Linked DNA regions of Homo sapiens: region 1 is linked to region 2. The links are chromatin loops, found by intact Hi-C in ENCODE. Cell type or tissue: GM12878. All regions are shown on one strand. Each heading gives the region's core, and the rest is flanking DNA. Links, peaks and the distances in the headings are about the cores only. Region 1 has its middle 470 kb from the start of API5. Region 2 has its middle 520 kb from the start of LINC02740.

What was found. Hi-C counts contacts between places; a loop is a spot of excess contacts. Peaks named below come from ENCODE experiments on the same cell type or tissue, not always from the same donor. Only the 100,000 strongest peaks of a DNase experiment are listed, where the experiment ranks them.
Region 1: a loop joins it to region 2, with 4 times the contacts of the local background. A loop is called at or near these places in 2 of 110 quality-filtered maps.

Annotation. Positions count from the first base shown.
Region 1 is chr11:42,837,655-42,843,041 of GRCh38, forward strand. No RefSeq gene overlaps it. Among named protein-coding and RNA genes, the nearest start is that of API5, 470 kb to the right of the region's middle. In GM12878, for the core only: no CTCF peak of the experiment used is centred there; DNase peaks (open chromatin) are centred at 2,785 and 2,987.
Region 2 is chr11:42,770,859-42,776,245 of GRCh38, forward strand. No RefSeq gene overlaps it. Among named protein-coding and RNA genes, the nearest start is that of LINC02740, 520 kb to the left of the region's middle. In GM12878, for the core only: no CTCF peak of the experiment used is centred there; no DNase peak of the experiment used is centred there.

The sequences.
Region 1 (5,387 bases), core at 93-5,092, 67 kb after region 2:
ACAGCAAAGGAATGTGAGCAGCCTATAGAAGCTGGGAAAAATGAGGAAACAGACTTTTTCCTTAGGGTCTACAGAAACTGAGGCAGCCATGCCAACACCTTGATCTTAGCCCAGTAATATCTATAGCAAACTTCTGACTATAGTAAGATAATGAAGTTGTACTGTTTTAAGCCACTAATTTTGTGGTAATTTGTTATGCAGTGACAGAAAACTCATACACGTTATAAATTAATTCATTTTAATATGGGCTTTAGTCATACATAGATAATGGAGAAAGAATACTGCAATCACACTACAACCTACTGTCAAATACAGTTAAGTGGAAAGCCTCCGGAACTAGAAGTGGATGAGACAATCAGAATCCATTGCAAATTCGTCCAACTATGAAACATATCTCAGAACTTGATTTTGAGCCAACTGGCTAAACTAACACAAAATTTCTGGCTCGTGTAATATAGAGTTTCAAGAAAGGGAAGCCTTCAAAATTGTTGGCTCCATGGTTTATCAATGTTGGCAGTGGCCCTGTTCTTCAGTCTCTTTGCTCTACCTTTTGCACTCAGTCTCAGTTCAAGGTTGGCTTTCTTTGTGGTGGAAAAGTGGCGGTTTCATATCCTCACAACACAATAACCAGAAAGAGAGAACCCTGGCCTCTGGCAGATCCTTCAGATCTGCTCTCACCTCTTATTGGCTCATTCTGTGTTACAAATCCATTCCTAAATCAACTGCTTTAGGCAAAGTAATGCTATGTGCCTACTGGCATAGATTGAACTAGCTGAACCAGTCACTACATGAAGGGAGATGGGATTATCTTGATCAGATTAAAACTATCAGGTCTTATTTGTGGAACAGAAAGGCCGTGTCTGTCCTTTCCAAATTATATTGATGCTACGCAACGAGAAGAGGTAGAAGGGGTGTTGGAAAGATACTAGCCCAAAATTTATCCAGCCTTGAAGTTACTACTAGGATTTGCAAGGCATGAGGCCTAATGTGATAGAAAAGGAGGAACATAGAGTCATAGCTAAGGTAACAGGTAAGGTTCAAGGGAAGTAAACAGAAAATAAGAGAAGATGCACGAGATGAGAAATTGAAGGAACAATAATAAATGCTTTGGACAATCTTAGCAACACCCTCCTAGTGTTTTTGAAACTTGAGTAGTGAGGAGGCCACATTTAATCTAAAGAATAAAACTTAGATAATTAAAAGACCGTATATAAAGTGATTAAAAGTATAGGCTCTAGACTCTGAAAACGTGTGTCCAAATCTCATCTCTAGTTTCTACTGGTCCTTGGGCAAATTAATCCCTCTACATCTTCATTTCTTCATTGGAGGCGAATAGTGATCCCAACTTCTTGGGGTAATTTCTGCGGACTAAATGAGTTAACATATCTAAAACCATTGGAACAGTATTAGGCTCAGTATAAGAACTATCTACATAGCTAAATAAAACAATGTTATTTGAATGCATACAACATATACTAGGTGAAATATTGTATGTTTGTATCTCTTATAAATCTTTAAAATCAAGACCCACCCAGGTAATAAATAGAGAAGGTGGGTTGACAACCCAGGCTGCCTGGTGCCCACTACTCCACGCTGCTGCTGCTTGAGCAACCAAGATATAGCTACACATTAAATTTAAACTACAAACCAACAAATTCAAGTTATCAACATCAATTTAATGTGATGGGTAATGTGCTTTTTAATAAACAAAACCAGTGCTCACAAAAGCAGCTCGGATTGTTCCAGAGTTAGTTATTTTGACTCTAGCAGCTTTTCCTAAACTTTATATATCATGTAATTGTTTATTCCTCGTGCCACTTTTTTATTCGACCCCCTGCACAGACTGTCATTATAAAGTAGTCACATGTATGATGTTTACCTCTGTTCTTTATCAACATAACTTGATAATCTTAAAAAGTGGTCTTTAATGTCAGCACAAAAATGCAAATGGGGATTCTCAAAGGGTTATAAAATTGGTCTAGAATATGCCTATATGCTCTTTTTGGATTACCTAGTTAAAAGACACAAAATTAAACAACTCTTAAAAAGAAGCCATGGGCCCCTGAGAATGCATCTTCATCTCTCAGTTTGAGAAATACAGCTCTATCCTAGCGTCTACCTTCTACTTCCCTTTCTTGCTCTACAGGTAATTTGTTTCTCTTCCTGCAAACCCTGCTCACTCCTCCTTTCTGCCCTTGGCCTCCCACTTACTTATCCCCAAGGAGGGTTAATGATGGGATCTGTAAAGGCTAAGGATATTCAATAGACCCCTGACCTGGGGTCAGGCTCTCTCTCTTAAGATTGTGTGTGTGTGTGTGTGTGTGTGTGTGTATGTGTGTTATAATATTATTTATCATTCACAACATTTAAAAAGTTATTTAGGCCAAAGCCATCCTCCTACTCTTCCCTAGCTCACCACCACCCCTAAAGACCTTGAATGAATGGCCCACACTAATTCTGCTCTAGGCAGAGAGACAAAATTCTTCCTTCATTGACATGATCTTCCTTTAAGTAGCTTTCTCCAGGAAGGACTGCTTCCTTCACAGAAGGGGTAATGAGTGAGGACCCAGGAAAAGCCTATCTCTAGCCAAAATGAAAGAAACTTCCTTATGATCCAACATCAGGAGACTACATGGAATATGGAACAAAAGCATCAAACATTGCCAGAAAAAATGTGCATTTATTGGACTTTGATCTTTGCTGAGCACCTCCCCAGGACATGACTAAGGCAGGACAGGACTCAGATGTCCAAGAACCTTGACCCCTCCGTAACTACCATGAAAATATATTCTTTTAGAAACCTCAGGAACACAGGGAATGTAGCTTTTGTAAAGCTGCCCTTGAGCTCTACTTTTAGCTGCTTATTCTCCAAGTGAGCCACGTCTCTATCACACACAAACAACCTGGTGGCTCTTCTGTGGTGCCTGTCCCACGTAGAGCTCACTCAGTAACCCTGCGGCTAGGGCAGCTCAAACAAAATCGGCTCTTGCAGTCAGAGTGAAACAAGTGAGGCATCTGACAGGGAACAGAAACAAAATAGACGAACTGTCACAGAGGCGTCACTCATACCATTTTCTCCCTTCTATGAGTTTATGCCCTCTCACTACTAATAATGATTAACATGAATTAACCACCTAGTCTCTAGCAGGCTTTCTTCTCAACCTTTTATGTTTAATTTCCACCAAAAGCCTACAAGATTTTTTTATTATTATTACAAGGTGTTTTTATTATCCCCACTTTGGGGTGGGGGCTGGGAAGAAATTAGGCACAAAAGGGTTAAGTAATAGACCGAAGACCACCCAGGTAATAAATAGAGAAGGTGGGATGAAAACCCAGACTTCCTGGTGCCCACTTCTCCATGCTGCTGCTACTACGGCTGCTGCTTGAGCAACCAAGCATTCCAGGGATATTTTGTCCTTGTGCTTCACACTTCATTCATTGCCAAGCAAAAGGGAGGAAAACTCACCCTGACAGAAGGGAACTACTATGGTCTGAATATCTGTGTCCCCCCAAAATTCATATTTTGAAATCTAATCATCAGTGTGATGGTGTTAGGAAATAAGGTCTTTGGAGGGCTATTAGGCTGTGGGGAAAGAGCCCTCATGAATGGGATTAGTGCCCGTATAAAAGAGGCCCAAGAAAGACCCTTCATTCTCCCACCTGTGAGGACACAGTGTGAAGAAGCCACCTATGGCTCTAAGAAGCAAGCCCTGACCAGACACTCAATTGGCCTAGATCTTGGATTTCCCAGCCTTGAGAACTGTGAGAAATAACTTTCTGATGTTTATAAACCACCTGGTCTGTGATATTTCGTTATAGCAGCCAGAACAGACTAATATCAGAAATGGTAAGAAAAGAAAAAATGGAGAGAGGAAGACAGGGAGAGAGAGGAGTCTGTATTTTCAGTCATTTTTCTGAAGCAAAGCCATGTTTTCAGAGAAAATAAAAGCTCCTTCTGTTGTAGATTTGAATTCTTGTCATGCTAATAAATGGGCCATCAAAGCAGCTGGCTGCACTCTTATCACTGCCATGGGAGTTATTTACGCTAATCCTTTCCCCTGTAGCCTGGCTGGACAATGATGAAAATCCCCAGCATCGGGTATTAAAAGAGACAGAGGAAGCACACAAGCCAATTTACGGGGTTTCACTTGACCAGTTTTCTTCATTTGAGTCCTATTAGCTCTGATAATGTATCCTCTATTAATCAGCCGGGGAGAGCAAGGTAACATCCTCGTGTGTGAATGTGGGTGGGCACACATCAGCCTTCAGTGCCTCTGGAAGTCCCAGCTTTCCAGCAAAAAGCCAAGAAAAAGCAAGAGAATATCTAAATGATCCTTGCAGGTCTTGTGAAGCATTTAAGGGCCCAAGTCAGTGCATACTCTAAGGAAACTATCAGGAAAGTACAATGCAGTGGAAGCTCTCTGTGGCTCTGTCACTTTCTTGCTGCTCTTTAAGCAAAGCATTTAACATCTCCAAGCCTCAGTTTCCTCAACTTCAAAATAGGAGAACTTATACTCTCCAAAGGAGTTGTAAGAATCAATGAGATATGGATATGATGATCTTAGTGATGTGCCTGTCACAGAGAAAGCACTTAACAATAATAATAACAACCTTTTGTTTCTAACTCCCTGCTTCCTAAACAGTCCTATTCCATTTTAAGATGAAGCTTCAAAGGAACAGCAATACGGAAGCATCTGAAGCCCTTCTCTTGACTTTTCACCTCAAGCTCAGTAGTTCTCTTTAGCTGCTCAAAGTTCTCTTCTCCTGATTCCCTCTTTTCATAAAAATTTATGTCTCCTGAGATGAGAGTGAGAGTGGCCCATCCCATAAGCAAAAAACTAGGCCAGTGATGTGTCTTTCCAAAAATTCAACAATGTTTTCTTCTCTTTCATATTTGTGACCTTGAATGTCATCTCTCAGCCTTCTATCTCCCGACCCTCGCCCCAAGCTTCCTCCAGTCCAGGATAATAGAAAAGCACAACCTGGCTATATCAGAACAGACTCATTTACTTTCCATCCCAAGGAGCTCATATTCTTGTTGGAGGCTTCCCATTTACCACTTCAGGGATGAACCAAGAGTCCTTGAAATGGAAAATTTGCTGGCTCTGAAACAGGGTTGTTCAATTAGTCATGCCAGGATCTCGAGGGGGAGAGCCAGAACAAGCAGAAGATTCAGAGAGAGAAGGAGCAAGCAGGAGTGGTAGAGTCAGAGAGGAAGGGAGGCTTCATCAAAGAAAAAACATTGCTAACAAACATGCCAATATCACTGATATGGTTTGGTTGTGTCCCCACCCAAATCTCATCTTTAATTGTAGCTCCCATAAATCCCATGTGTCATGGGAAAACTCATGTGTTCTAAGACTCTCCAACTCTCTCTTTTGCATTTT
Region 2 (5,387 bases), core at 231-5,230:
TTAGAGAACTTGATTGAGATTACACATCTAGGAAGTAGAGAAGCCAGAATTCTACAGAGGAATTATTAGCCAAGGAGAATCTTTGGGAGTTGGAAGAATAGAAGGAGGTAGAGAAGATGGCAAATCAGGACTAGATACATTTCCACGAAGTCTTAGAAGAGAAAAGGCTAGCTAGCTAACCAACCCCCTCTTCAGTCCCCAGCCCCCAACCCCCAAGATTAGAAATGTGTGATTCTGAGTTGGGAACAGGAGACGAATCTGAGATATGTTTAGAGGTTCTGATAGTACAAAATCAATTCCTCTTACTATATTGTGCTGTGCCTAGGCATAAAGTATTTATGAGTGGAGTAAAGTTTGCATCACCCTGTGCATTGAAGCAGGATCTGAGAAACATCCCCCTACATGCTGTGTCAAACTAAGTGGTGAAGAAAAGTTTCTCAAAACTTCTATCATATCAAGAATTTAAGTTACTCTGCACCTATGGAGCCCTGCAAATTATGAGTCAATACATTCAAATCCATGATGTGTCTGACTTTGAGGTCTGTTTTTACTTCATCATACAGACTTAAGACTCATTATTTCCTGTAAATGTTCCCTTCCCATCCATCAAGATATGTTATCCTCAAGACACTTCCAACATGACCAGAATCAACTGTAGTGAATCATGTATTATTGAACCTTGCAAAACTATTTTAGCATTCTCCCAAAAGTATTTCTGTTTTCTCTCTGTCTGCCTACTTTTTCTTGCCCATTTAACAGCAACTTCAAAGAAAAAGTACTAGGTAAAAACATTCATTTTATAGAACCCTGCTACTACTGGTATTTAATAAATAGTAAATAATAAGCCTATAATTGCTAAATGTGGGCAACAGCTGCTACTATGGCTTATAGATCTTCTCTATGAAAAGATTTCATTATATTTGTACAATTCTGGGATGACACTGCTGGTTTTTTGCAGTTATGAAATGAATAATCACAGAAGAAAATTAACTGACAATAACATATTCTGAAGAACACTTGTCTATTGCCTGGTCTTGTTTTTGTCTAGATTCAAAATCACATTTGTGATGTATATACTTTCCTTTTTATTCATTTTCAAGGTCCTGTTTTCCTTCAAACATTTGCTTGGAATGGATACGGGTGTGTGTGTGTGTGTGTGTGTGTGTGTGTATTACATGTATGGACATGCCCCATGTGGAGATGGAGGAAAAAAGGAATGAAATAGTTGATCTGTTTCCTAATATAATCTAAAATACCTGCTGTTTTTGATCTTAAAGGTAAAATGAATTTCAGTAACAGATAAAATGAATTTCAGTAAACATTACATGTCCCATTATATTTGTCAATAACAGGAGTCCCTTACATCCAAAGCCAGACCCTCAACAGTAAGACTTAGGAAAACAAAATTCTATTATAACTTGGGACAAAACCGTTTCAACATCCTGCAAGCTTTGTAAGTTTCATAAGTTTCTCCTTAAACTACTTTCTTATTTTTGATATTTTTTAAGTCCTGACATTTAAAAGATAACTTTGTGCAAGAATTTTACTCATTTTCCTACAAAAGTGATTCTTTCTTGTCATGAAAATTGCCAAGGGAGAATTTACAAAGTAACTTTACATACAAAAAAAGAGTTCTTGATTTTCAGGACAGGAACTGGATTTGTACTGTGTCTTGTCAGTCCTGGAGGTCCCAAAACAACTTCAGAAAGACCGAGCTCTCTATTTTGCCTTTTACATTAATAACAGATTCATTAACTAAATTTGGGTTACAGAAGAAGGAACAGTTGATGAAATAGTAAGAATGTGGCACAATTTTCGAAACCTGGTGGAGGATGTGGCTGTGTCTTTAGAAGGCTCTGCTGAGACTCTGCCCTGGAAATCATGGAACCCTAACAAGGGAGTTTGGCAGAAACTGGTATCTCAGAGACTCCCTGTACTTGTTTCAACAGAGTGGTACTCTCACTTCAAATAACAGAAAAGGACAGCACAGAGGCGCTGAGGCGACTGCCAGGTGTTCTGCAGGACTCTGTTTGAGCTCTTCCTTCCTTTGGATTCTAGCTTCAGAGGGATTCATGCAGTTCCCTGGTGTTAGGGAAACTGTTTCATATCACTAAAGTCGACAGGGGAGCAGGGTAGGGAACGTGAAGACTGTGACAACAGAGGAGGAGGATCACTGGTCTACAGTGGAGCAGTTGACAGAGCTGTGTGCCAGTTCTTAGCTGCCTCAACCTTTATCTCAGAAACCACAAGTCTCAGATTAGACGGTGGTGGATCTCTTCCGGCCTTTGTGATCGCCTCTGGTTTATGGCTGTCTTCTGGTTTGTGTTTCTGGTTCATTCTCCTTGATTGGCAACCATAGACCAAGGATGGTCACTCAAAATTGAAAACAGAAAAAGCACAAAAATAGGATAGCTTAGTTCATTTGTAGATAGTGCTGCTGAGGCTAAAGTTATGGACTGGATTCTCAAATTAGGCCAATCAACAGTATCTTAATGTACAAGGACACCAACATTGTATATCACAGAATCTGGCAAAGAATGAATTGGGGGGAGAGAGAGAAATGAACTAAACGGATTGATTATTGAAAAGTTGACTTTCTTCTTTTGAAAACAGTTATCTGTTAATCTTAGGGGTGGCAGGTGATCTCATTAACTCATACTTGCACCGAATAACAGACTAAAAATCAATACACATGACCAAAAGCGGAAAGAGATGGGACTAGCATAAATGTCAAAAGATTAAAAGTATCTTGTTGTTCACAGTAAAAGAACTTTGGCTGAGCACTTAAAAATGCCCTTGACATCATCAAAGCAAAATGTTCACTCATTGTTTCCATATGTTATTCTGCTCTCCAAGCCTGTTTTGTATTTTTATTTTTCCTTTTTTAACTTTCTAAAATCATGAGGGCTTTTGTCTAAAAAACATGTTCAATTCAGAATAAATCCATGAATCAAGAGAGTGTGAGCCTGTGAGAGATACCATGTCCTGCTTAGGACGGGCTACCCTGCCTCCTGGGGCTCCTGCCCTCGAATTGCGGAATATCCATGGCAATGATGACACACAGCTGATGACCTCATATGGACATGGCCAGATGGTAAAAGATTTACCCGGAGGTTGAATTGGGACAAAGACCCAACAGAACTTTGCTAGCCCCAGCTCTGCCCTCAGCTGGCCAGGTCTTCTCCAGTCTAAATCTCAAAATCCTCATTTTTAAAATGGATAATGGTGGTCTAGGTGGTTTCCACGTTCTATGTATCTATATTGAAGACCTGTAGAACTTGCAAAGCAACATTATTATTGATAATTTCAACCAAATCCTAAGCTATCATTTTTTAAAAAAACAGCATAAAATTCTGGGAAGACAAAGGACAATGCTAAACTGACACTAACCTCTTCTCTTCCAGGATCCCTTCTGTCCAAGAGATTTGAAATCATTGTTCTGACATAAGAAATTCACTGTCAAGAATATATCTGCCTTTGCACTCTGTCTGTCAAATTTAAAAGGTTTTAATGCATTTGTATTGGATTCTCTGCTCCTATGCCCCTTGGTGCAGTTACAATTGGGGTATTGATTGAGGCTTTCTGAAAAATGAAAAGGAGGAAAAGAGACTTTTGTTCTCCCACTCCACAGCCATAAGTCCTGCCTTCACATTCAGCCCCCCTGCTTTTCCTCTGCCCATGGTCCAAGTACACCTAAGGCATTTCCATCAGAGTAGGAAACTCATTTTTTTTCTTGGCCTTAGATTTCTGAAAAATAAAATGTTATTTTCAAAAATGGAGGCAACATATACCCTGATAGGCTCGTTCTGATTCAAGACTGAAAGCATGCCTAACAAATGAAGGGACTTGGTGTGATTTAGTGTAATGCCAGCAGCAGAAACACAACTGTAAATTATCCTTTTCCAACCTGCTCTCTGAGGCTCAAATTGCTGTTTTGCTGTCTGCATCTCTAATGATGGTTGATGCATCCCCTGGGAAGGAAAGTACTGATCTTCTCTATCTTGATTTAGCAGCTGTGATGATTATATATATATGTATATAATATATATATTCTAGCAGTCACCAAAGTCAATGAAGGCAAAAGGGGAGTGAGAAAGAAAAACTTTGTTCAATTTGCCATAAGTGGCAAATAATTTTCATATAAAAACACCTCTTTCAGTCATTATTTAATCTGCTTTGGTTTAAACAATAAAGAATTCTGGCAGTTATGACAGGGTTTTGGGTTTTGTTTTTTGTTTTAAGACCAGAGCAGTTCTATGGTTTTTGTATGAGACTTTGGATAGTGTCTAATTCTTGACCTTTCAAATCACAAATGAGTCACCTAATCTATCAAGGTCACACATCCTGGTAAATAAGCAGAGGTGGGAGTCGAGAAAGTCTTCCAGGGGAAAAGCATATGAGAACTGAAGAATGGGTGGAAATTAATCAGAGAAGGAGAAGCACCTGTTTTACTCTCTTCTTCTACAGAGATGTAGAGATGCTAAATATCATGGATCTTTCATAAATGAAGATACAGGACATTGCTAATCACATCTGTAGGTGAGAAAAGCTTGCAGGAAGAGAAAACATGTTTTACAAAGGAATTTTCCATCAAATGGCTGCCAAATGTTGAGCTAATGAACCAAATCTTATAATAAAATTTAATAGGGATAAATGTATCCTATGTGTGTGTTCAAAAAACATTTTTTAAATACTCTTCTGTAGGATAGGGTAAACATAGATCAACAGTAACACATGTTCTAGGAGGTCATTAATATTACTACATCAATAGATATAGAACTTTCTAAGGTGAGCATCCTGCTTTCCCGTCTCTGCTCTAATCAGATCATTCCTGGAATGACATGTTGTGTTCACTTCCTCATGAGACAATTTAAAGAGCATCCAGAGAAACTGAAACACAATCAAAGAAAAATGTTCTAAACTTGAAATGATAAAATGAAATAAAACATGGTGCTGGTGCTGCAAATACATACACATAGACTGTCTTAGCCAAGCACTTTCCTATTCCATGCCCACTCTATTTCCAGGGGTAGCAAATAGGTTTTAACTTGTTGCATGACAAGTATGGTCCATTGGTTGTAATTTCCTAGAGTGATGTGACCAAGAGTCCTGAGACTATATGCAAACTAGGCCAACAAATCAATTAGCAATGACTGCCACAGCCATGGGGGCAGGAGCAGTGGCCTCTAGCCTAGACATTGGCCATTTCTGCCTGGTGAGCTACATTCTTTGGCCAGTAGAAATCCAATTTTTGGCTTTGGGCTTACCTTCACCTCAGCCAAACAGTGGCCTCTTCACAAGAAGTCTGGTAAATCTTTCTGGAAGGTAGCCAGGCCAAAATGAGACCATAAAGGCACGTTAACAAGTGAGACTGTAGGTGAATATTA